3 separate regions of the Homo sapiens genome follow, and all the other regions are linked to region 1. A link is a contact called in ENCODE Hi-C or POLR2A ChIA-PET data. All regions are on one chromosome and are shown on one strand. The core of a region is the stretch at or near the end of the contact, and the rest is flanking DNA. Distances in the headings are between cores, read along the strand shown.

The links. Hi-C counts contacts between places; a loop is a spot of excess contacts on that map. ChIA-PET counts read pairs that join two places held with the same protein, here RNA polymerase II (POLR2A). Pooled maps may share reads with other maps.
Region 2: a loop to region 1 is called in a map of CD4-positive, alpha-beta memory T cell, with 2.6 times the contacts of the local background. The contact joins two enhancer-like sites. A Hi-C loop is called at or near these places in 1 of 168 maps with a recorded cell type or tissue (CD4-positive, alpha-beta memory T cell) and 7 of 50 pooled maps. POLR2A ChIA-PET finds 5 or more read pairs at or near these places in 5 of 52 experiments (GM10248, GM12878, activated B cell and 2 more).
Region 3: a map of naive thymus-derived CD4-positive, alpha-beta T cell shows a loop between it and region 1 (4-fold over the local background). The contact joins two enhancer-like sites. A Hi-C loop is called at or near these places in 24 of 168 maps with a recorded cell type or tissue (B cell, CD14-positive monocyte, CD8-positive, alpha-beta T cell and 19 more), 37 of 37 single-sample maps with no recorded cell type and 25 of 50 pooled maps. POLR2A ChIA-PET finds 5 or more read pairs at or near these places in 31 of 52 experiments (AG04449, AG04450, B cell and 23 more).

What each region holds. Positions count from the first base shown.
Region 1 is chr18:58,540,041-58,542,608 of GRCh38, forward strand. The region is part of intron 4 of ALPK2 (alpha kinase 2); the gene reads right to left. Among named protein-coding and RNA genes, the nearest start is that of ALPK2-AS1, 16 kb to the right of the region's middle. RefSeq lists an enhancer at 1,119-1,198. Within about 2 kb of position 1,296, at least 6 of the 41 ENCODE cell types and tissues checked have a DNase peak (open chromatin) inside an H3K27ac peak, as active enhancers do; they include GM12878, where a contact is called at or near this core.
Region 2 is chr18:58,714,941-58,717,508 of GRCh38, forward strand. It overlaps MALT1 (MALT1 paracaspase), which reads left to right. Exons shown (of 17, transcript NM_006785.4): 9 at 995-1,027. All of the region lies in intron 1 of LOC105372146 (a long non-coding RNA gene), which reads right to left. Among named protein-coding and RNA genes, the nearest start is that of MALT1-AS1, 44 kb to the left of the region's middle. Within about 2 kb of position 1,276, at least 5 of the 41 ENCODE cell types and tissues checked have a DNase peak (open chromatin) inside an H3K27ac peak, as active enhancers do; they include GM12878, where a contact is called at or near this core.
Region 3 is chr18:58,686,828-58,689,395 of GRCh38, forward strand. All of the region lies in intron 2 of MALT1 (MALT1 paracaspase), which reads left to right. The region is part of intron 2 of LOC105372146 (a long non-coding RNA gene); the gene reads right to left. Among named protein-coding and RNA genes, the nearest start is that of MALT1-AS1, 16 kb to the left of the region's middle. Within about 2 kb of position 1,269, at least 5 of the 41 ENCODE cell types and tissues checked have a DNase peak (open chromatin) inside an H3K27ac peak, as active enhancers do; they include GM12878, where a contact is called at or near this core.

The DNA of each region.
Region 1 (2,568 bases), core at 46-2,545:
GAATGCCTCCAAAGTACTAGGGAGTGTTTTAGATAATGGGGATACAAGACAGGCAAATGCTCATCTACAAGGAGCTCCCATTCTGTGTTCTAGTGAAGGCCTGTTATAGCGATTAGCATGCGGTAGATGCTTACTAAGTGTTTGTTGAGAGAATGAATAAATGAATGAACCATGTACCAGTTGAGACAGCTGTAGCCAACTTCACCCATTAAAGCTCTACACTTGAAAGGGTTTGAACTTTCATCTGCTCCTGACTTTGCAACAACCCCATTTTAAAAGAGACTTTGAACCCTAAGCACTACTGGTTATCCTGGTGTTCCCGGAAAGAAAAGTATATTTATTCCCTTTCTATATCCCTTTTTCTTCTTTATTAAAAAGAAGAAATATCATTTCTGGGAAATAAGGGATAAGGTATTTTTTTAAAAGAGTTTGATGTGCATATGCTTTCCTCTCTATACCTCAATATCTGTAACACATGTAAAGAGTACTTTTCTGGTTTGGTATTTTGGTTCAGCCTTTTAAGAATATGCTATAGCACAAATAGACTGAGTCATTAAGCACAGAAAACATGGGGAACTTCCTGGTCATTATGTGAAATGTATAGAGAGACTGCCCCATCAAAAGCACCACCACCCCTCTCTCCGGCCTTTCTATCCTGCCTGCATTTCCACTACCTATGTCAGTCCCTTATTTTAAGGTCCTGGTATTATCACAGTATCATCAGTGTCAACAGACATTTATGGAGTAGCTGTCATGTGCAGAATTCTCTGTCAGGCACTGGGCAATTTTTTCCAAAGGGCTTCAGTTAAAAAGTTACTATGATATTTACTGGGATGGTACCTTTATTCTTCCGTGATTGATTACTATTACATCAGCAAAGTAATAAGCGGGTACCTAGAAGAGACTGACCTCTGAAGAGAATTAAACACAGGACAAGTTTTCATTAGGATGAGCTTGGTCACTGGAATAGATCATCATAGTATCATGCCGTGATTTACAAAATAATCATATTCCATTGAGATTTATTTGCACCTTTCCTCTTGTATTAGTCAGTTCTTGCACTGCTATAAATACCTGAGACTGGGTAATTTATAAATGAAAGAGGTGTAATTGGCTCACGGTTCCACCGGCTATACAGGAAGTATGGTGGCAACTGCTTCTGGAGAGGCCTCAGGGAACTTTACTCATGGCAGATGGCAAAGCTGAAGCCCACATCTTGCCCGACAGGAGCAGGACCAAGAGCGAGCAAGGGGGAGGTGCCGCACACTTTTAAACAACCAGATCTCACAAGAACTCACTCATTGTCACGAGACCAGTACCAGGAGATGGCGCTAAGCCATTCATGAGGAACCACCCGCATCATCCAATCACCTCCCACTGGGCCCCACCTCCAACATTGGGGATTACATCTCAGTGCAAGATTTGGTAGAGACACAGATCCAAACCATATCGCCCCTCTTACTTTTAAATTAAAATTCTACTTCAAAATACCCTAGTGAATCTCCACATGTAAAAAAATTGGTTGAATCCTTGACCGTGTAAATTCATACATTTGACACACATTTAGTGACCATCTACTTTATACCAGGCACTGTTCTAGGCAGCTGGGAAACATCAATGAACATAACAGAGATTGCTGGCCTGTGGAAGTTACGTTGAAGCAACAAACCGTACAACTGGCCCGCTGCTGATAAGCAATTCCATAAATTTGATTTTAACCAATGGGGTTTTTTTTGAAGTGAAGCCTTTAACAGCCCAGTTCATATTTGTACTTGCTTACGGCATCAGTTTCAAGAGCAGGCTCCTCGGTTCTCATCCAGAGGCCAGCTCACAGAGAAAGGGAAACCACAGACTCACACCTTCCCAATGAGTCAGACCTTTCTTTTAGGAGGAGATTTCTTAGTTAAGTCATTACAAAAGAATGCTAGCAAATGATTCTTCTGCTGTGCACCTATTCTCAGCATAGAATGAGTGCTGAAACTTCGAGTGAGTGCTGACACAATTTCCTTATGTAGGGAAATTGTACTCATTCAAGTGAAAAAAGGAGTGTTTGGGGCTCTAGGAGTAAGCCCAACATAGTGTGTGGTGCGTGGACTTGGAGGACTAGCAACCAGCGTTTGTAGCCCAGCTTAATTGGATATAGCATGCATGACCACGGGTAACCTCTTTAGCTTCTCTGACCCTCTGTCTCCTCCTCTAAGACTAACCACATGCATGTCTGCACCATCTTGTCAAGTGCCTGACATATTGCCTGGTGCCCAGAAGGCACTCACTCACTGATACTAATTTTCCTTCTTCTCTGTGAAAAAACAGCAGTAGCTCAGGAAAAGAGGAAGTTGGGGAGCTCTGACAGGCAGAGCCTTGAGCTATGAGCTTTATGAGGGTTTTCTCATCTGATCCGTAAAATAAATCTGAGAAAAAGATGTTATCATCTCTTCTTTACTGATGAGATGAATAGCCTAGGTCCAATCATAGAAACCACACAGTAGGTTATATAAGAGAAGTTCAATATAAAGAACTATTGACTGTGATAGAAGAGTGCTATAAGGTATAAGGAAACTGTCTATA
Region 2 (2,568 bases), core at 26-2,525, 170 kb after region 1:
TATTGCATTAGCAAACATCTATTATTGTGAATGCCATTGGGCTGTGCTGACTGTATATAAGCAAACTAGACACAGCAGAAAGTCCCCATTACCTGTGCGTCATTCTCCTTGCTGTAGTGTCCTCAAATTCACATAAAGCCTCAATGAGACCTGCCTCAAGTAGGTCTTGAACTGTCAAAAACCATCCTAGTAATTGTTTCTCTTACTGGGGGAGAATAGGGGGTCTGGATAGAATCCCCTTTCCTAAATTAGTCTGTTAATTCTTGCTTTTCTTTAATGAACATTATGAAAAGTTATTTCAGAAAAACTTTTGTAAATAGCCACCACTAAGATTCTAAAATTTTCCTGGCCCTTTGAGTTTTTCCTCATTTCCCACAATTCAGGGAGTACCAAAAATTTAGGTTTAAAAGAAGAATGTTGTATAGGGAAAGCTTTTAATAGGCTTCAGTGGCATGTATTTGACCAGTAGTACAAAGTTATCTCCCGACAGTAGTGGACACACAACTGATGAACTACATCTTTCCCTACATGGTGCTTCAGGTGCGGGGCGGGATTTTATTTTATGTATACTAGAGGGTGAAAGCATAGAATCCAGAAGGAGACTCCCTAAGTTAGTATCCAGATTTGCTACTTACTAGCTTCATAACTTTGGGCAAGTGACTTTAATCTCTCTCTGCCTTAATTTCCTTATCTATATAATGGGGTTAATAATAGTAGGCACCTCATAGGGTAGAGTGAGGTTTCATTAGATCTGTTATATATAAAGCATATAGAACGGTGCCAGCTGAGGCATCAGGAAATGGTAACTACTGCTACTTCCTATTGTGAACACCACCATCGTTTTTTTCCATTCAAGAGTGTTTTTATTAAAAATCTGAAGAGTAGAAACTATATTCTGTAAGTGATGCTGCTGATGTTATATACTTTTCATGTATCTTTAACTCTGGAAATATACCATGGATCTTACATGTTTTGCTTTTTTATCTTTGTATAGATAATAAAGAGCAAACAACTGACCAGCCTTTGGGTGAGTAGAACTTTAAAATGCATTATCAAAGTATAATTATTGTGTATAACTCCAGAAGGAATTTAAGACATTTTAATTTGGTTTTTTAAAGAAATGTGAATAACATTGGGACCAAATGTTTTATTTTTTTGTATCTGTAAAAGAAGGTTTAGAAGAGGAGGCTTAAAAATGATTACAAATTCAGTTTCTAGGGTCAAGTCAACTTCTGTGGAGTGATTTGTGTGTTTCTCACGATATGCAAACAGACATGCGTACAAAAAGAAACATGTACATGCTGCATAGTTAGCATAGAGGAGGAAGTGGTTAGTGCTGTCTCTTGGTGAGGGATAGAAATCACAAAGGCTGCAGTAGCTTTAGCGTTTGCTCCCCTGTCTTCTCCAATGGAAAGAGAAAAGAATTTAGGATAAAATGTAAACGAACAGTTGCATTTGAAGAATGCCTGGGACAAGAAAATGTAAGGGAGAAAACTTTAGCAGATAAAAGTTTAGCAGATTAACATTTAAAGATGGTAAAAATAGCTAACAGCTTGATGCTGGCAGAAGCCAGATAAAATATGTCTAAAATTTGTCCATTGGATTCAGCTACTGAAGATGTGATTGGTGGCTTTGAGTGGAATGTTGAAAGTGCCTAATATGTGTCAGTTACTGAGTTATGCTGGGAATTTAAACATGGATACAATGTATAAAATAGTGGAAAAAGAAAGATTCAGAAGTGAACAAATGAAGACAGTACATATTAATTTGTTGGAAAGAAAGAGTGGTTTGAAATTAACTAGATAGGGCATATATTCAAAGTGTTTTGGTAGGAGGGGAAAATGTGAGGATATTTACATTTGGAAAGGAAGTATCTGTTGAGACTGTGTAGATTAGAGTGATCCATCAAAGAGAGGACAATTTATAGAGCAAGTTCCTAGAAGAGATGATAGGGATTTGGGCCAAGGTGAAAACAAGAGAAATTGGCTTTAATCAGAATGTTGAAACCTCTTTTGAGATTAAAAAGAAGGAGAGATTGGTGAACAGATAGATTTATTGGGAAGCTGAGGACATTTTTAGTTTATGTTTTTTGTTTCTAAGTAATTAGGCGTAGTAATATGCTTAAAAGATTGAGGAAAAGGCTGGGCATGGTGGCTCACACCTGTAGTCCCAGCACTTTGTGAGGCCGAGGCAGGCAGGATCACCTGGGGTCAGAAGATTGAGATCAGCCTAACCAACATGGAGAAACCCCGTCTCTACTAAAAATACAAAAATTAGCTGGGCATTGTGGTGCATGCCTGTAATCCCAGCTACGTAGGAGGCTGAGGCAGAAGAATCTCTTGAACCCGAGAGGTGGAGGTTGTGGTGAGCTGAGATCGTGCCATTGCACTTCAGCTGGGCAACGAGAGTGAAACTCTGTCTCAAAAAAAAAAAAAAAGATTGAGGGAAAAAGAGTAAAGTAAGGCTGAATATAGATCTTATTCTATGGCAGAGGCTTAGAGGCTAAAGAAAATGGAAGCAAGGTCTTACAAGTCTGATCTACAAGTGAATGTGTATTGAGAGTCCAAC
Region 3 (2,568 bases), core at 19-2,518, 150 kb after region 1:
ACAATTCTGTGAAGCGACAGAACAGTGCTATTGTGAACATTTAAATTTTAACCAACAAACATTTACATGGAAAATGAGATTTCCAAAAGTGATCATTTGGCCAAAGTCACAATTATTGACAAAGGTAGGATTAAAAACCAGGTCTGCTGACCCTGACCTGAACTCAATACCATTTCCATAATGCTAGGAAATTTCTGAATTAAGAAACTTAGTTCTGTATTATTACCTCAGTTGCCTCTTTGACCCATGGACTTCAATTTTTTTCTTCTTGCCAACTTAAAAAGTGCTCAAAGACTGGATCTTATTTGTAAGGGACTTTTCTTATTTCATGAATATGAGGAAATTGGCAATTATTCCTAAAAGAAAAATATCAAGAAGTGAAAAGAGAAAAAGATGGTATGGATGTGCATGAGGATAAGGAATAAGTAGAGGGAGAGAAAGGGCTGGTGAGCAAGGCCTGAAGGAATGTCTTTCTGGATGTGGAGTGTGGAGGGGAGTCTCAGGCAATGTAACAGAATAAGGGATGTGATGTGGGAAACTAGATTTAGCTATAATCTATACAGATTTCAATTGACATGTAAGAGAAACATATGTGGACATACTTTGTGTAATGCCGTAGGAGGGACACACATGGACCTACTTTGGTTATATACTGGGGGAAATTGTTAGAGGAAGAGGAATGATATTTATTTGGGCACACTGTAGGGCATGTGGGTACTCTTCTGTGATAGCATAGAAGATTGCAGAGTAACTTTGAGGACAAGTTTTAGATGGAAGTTGATAAAAATCTTTTTTTGTTTCATGGCCTCTGAAAGTAGATGGACTTCAGTGTATGGAATAGATCTGTTTTTGGAAAAAGTATTTATTGATAAACTACATCAACATTTAAATGCGTCGTGAGAGAGAATAACTTCAAGGGAAGCTATGTGTCCTTTTGTCAAAAATTATCCTAATTTATCTTTCTTATAATTTCAGCAGGGTTTTAAATTTTTGTTTTATTGCTTAATAGCATGTACTTGTTTATCGGCATATGTGTGTGTAGTTGAAAGCACGATCCTTGGTTCCATCGTACCTAGTCACATTCTCCCAGGCTTACAGGAAATCAAGTAACTTCTCTGACTTCTTTGTAGATGTTATCTGAAAAATATGCTTGTTTACCAGGAAGCTGTGTGTTCACCGTTTAAAATAGAACTTTCATTTGTATGCCTTCGTACAGCCTACGTAGCACTATACCATATTCTTTTTTTACCTTTGTTCAGCACCTTCTCACTAGTGGGTGCTGCATTGGGGTGGCTAAGGGTTGACCATGGGTCCCTGTCGCACAAGGCTTTGTGGGAGGAAGGAAATTTGTGTGGTTAAAACATGGGAGGTATTGCAACTCATTTTCTTGACTATTCACCAGGGGTGGTTTCCAAATCACATTTTGCCTTTCAATTCTCAGTCTTTGAAGCAATAAATTGTATATATATGTTACACACACACACACACACACACACACACGCTTATTAATAAAGTTGTTGGTGCAGGACAGGCTTATAAACTGTTAATTTAGATGTACATTAAAAGCTACTTTGTCTTGGCCAGGCACAGTGGCTCACACGTGTAATCCCAACACTTTGGGAGGCTAATGTAGGAGGATCTCTTGAGGCCAGCAGTTCCAGGCAACATATGAGGCCAACCTGGGCAACATAATGAGGCCCTGTTTCTACAAAAAAAAAAAAAAAAAAAAAAAAAAATACTAATTTTAAAAATCACTTAGTCTTGTGTCCCATACAAAGGAAGGATAACTTTTAGAACCTGGCCATATGATCCCTTTCCAGTAGTCACCTGCTTCTTTGTAAGATACTCTAGAGGAAAAACCCTTTCCATCCTTCTTGTCTCTTATCTCCTTGTATAATGGCAGAGAATATTTGCCATGGTATATTCATGAGCCGTGTCCTGGTGTGGGATTGCTCTTTGTGTGATACACTTTCTCAGTAAGGTAGGCTCACTGTGGCAGAAAGCGGGATTACCGTGGGAGATATATTGAGAATCACCAAGAGGCCGGTCATGGTGGCTCACTCCTATAATCCCAGTGCTTTGGGAAGCTGAGGTGAGGTGGATTGCTTGAGCCCAGGAGCTCAAGACCAGCCTGGGCAACATGGCAAAACCCTGCCTCTACAAAAAATGCAAAAATTAGCCGGGTATGGTGATGCACACCCGTAGACCCAGCTATTGGGGGTGCTGAGGTGGGAGGATGGCTTCAGCCCAGGAGGTTGACACTGCAGTGAGCCCTGATCATGCCACTGCACTCCAGCCTGGGTGACAGAGTGAGACCCTGTCTCAAAAAAACAAAAAGACAGAATCACTGAGAAAGCAAAACATAAGGTTTAAAACCTTTAAAAGGCAAGAAAACCTAGGTTTGCATCCTGGTTCTGCCATTTTACAATGTAAAAAAAAAAAAAAAGTCTCAGAGAGTTTAATTTACCCCAGGTAATTTGGGTGACCTTCTGCAAATTACGTACCTTTTTTTCATTGTAACATAGATGTAATTAGTATCTACCTTGTGTGGTTATTTCAAAGGTTAGT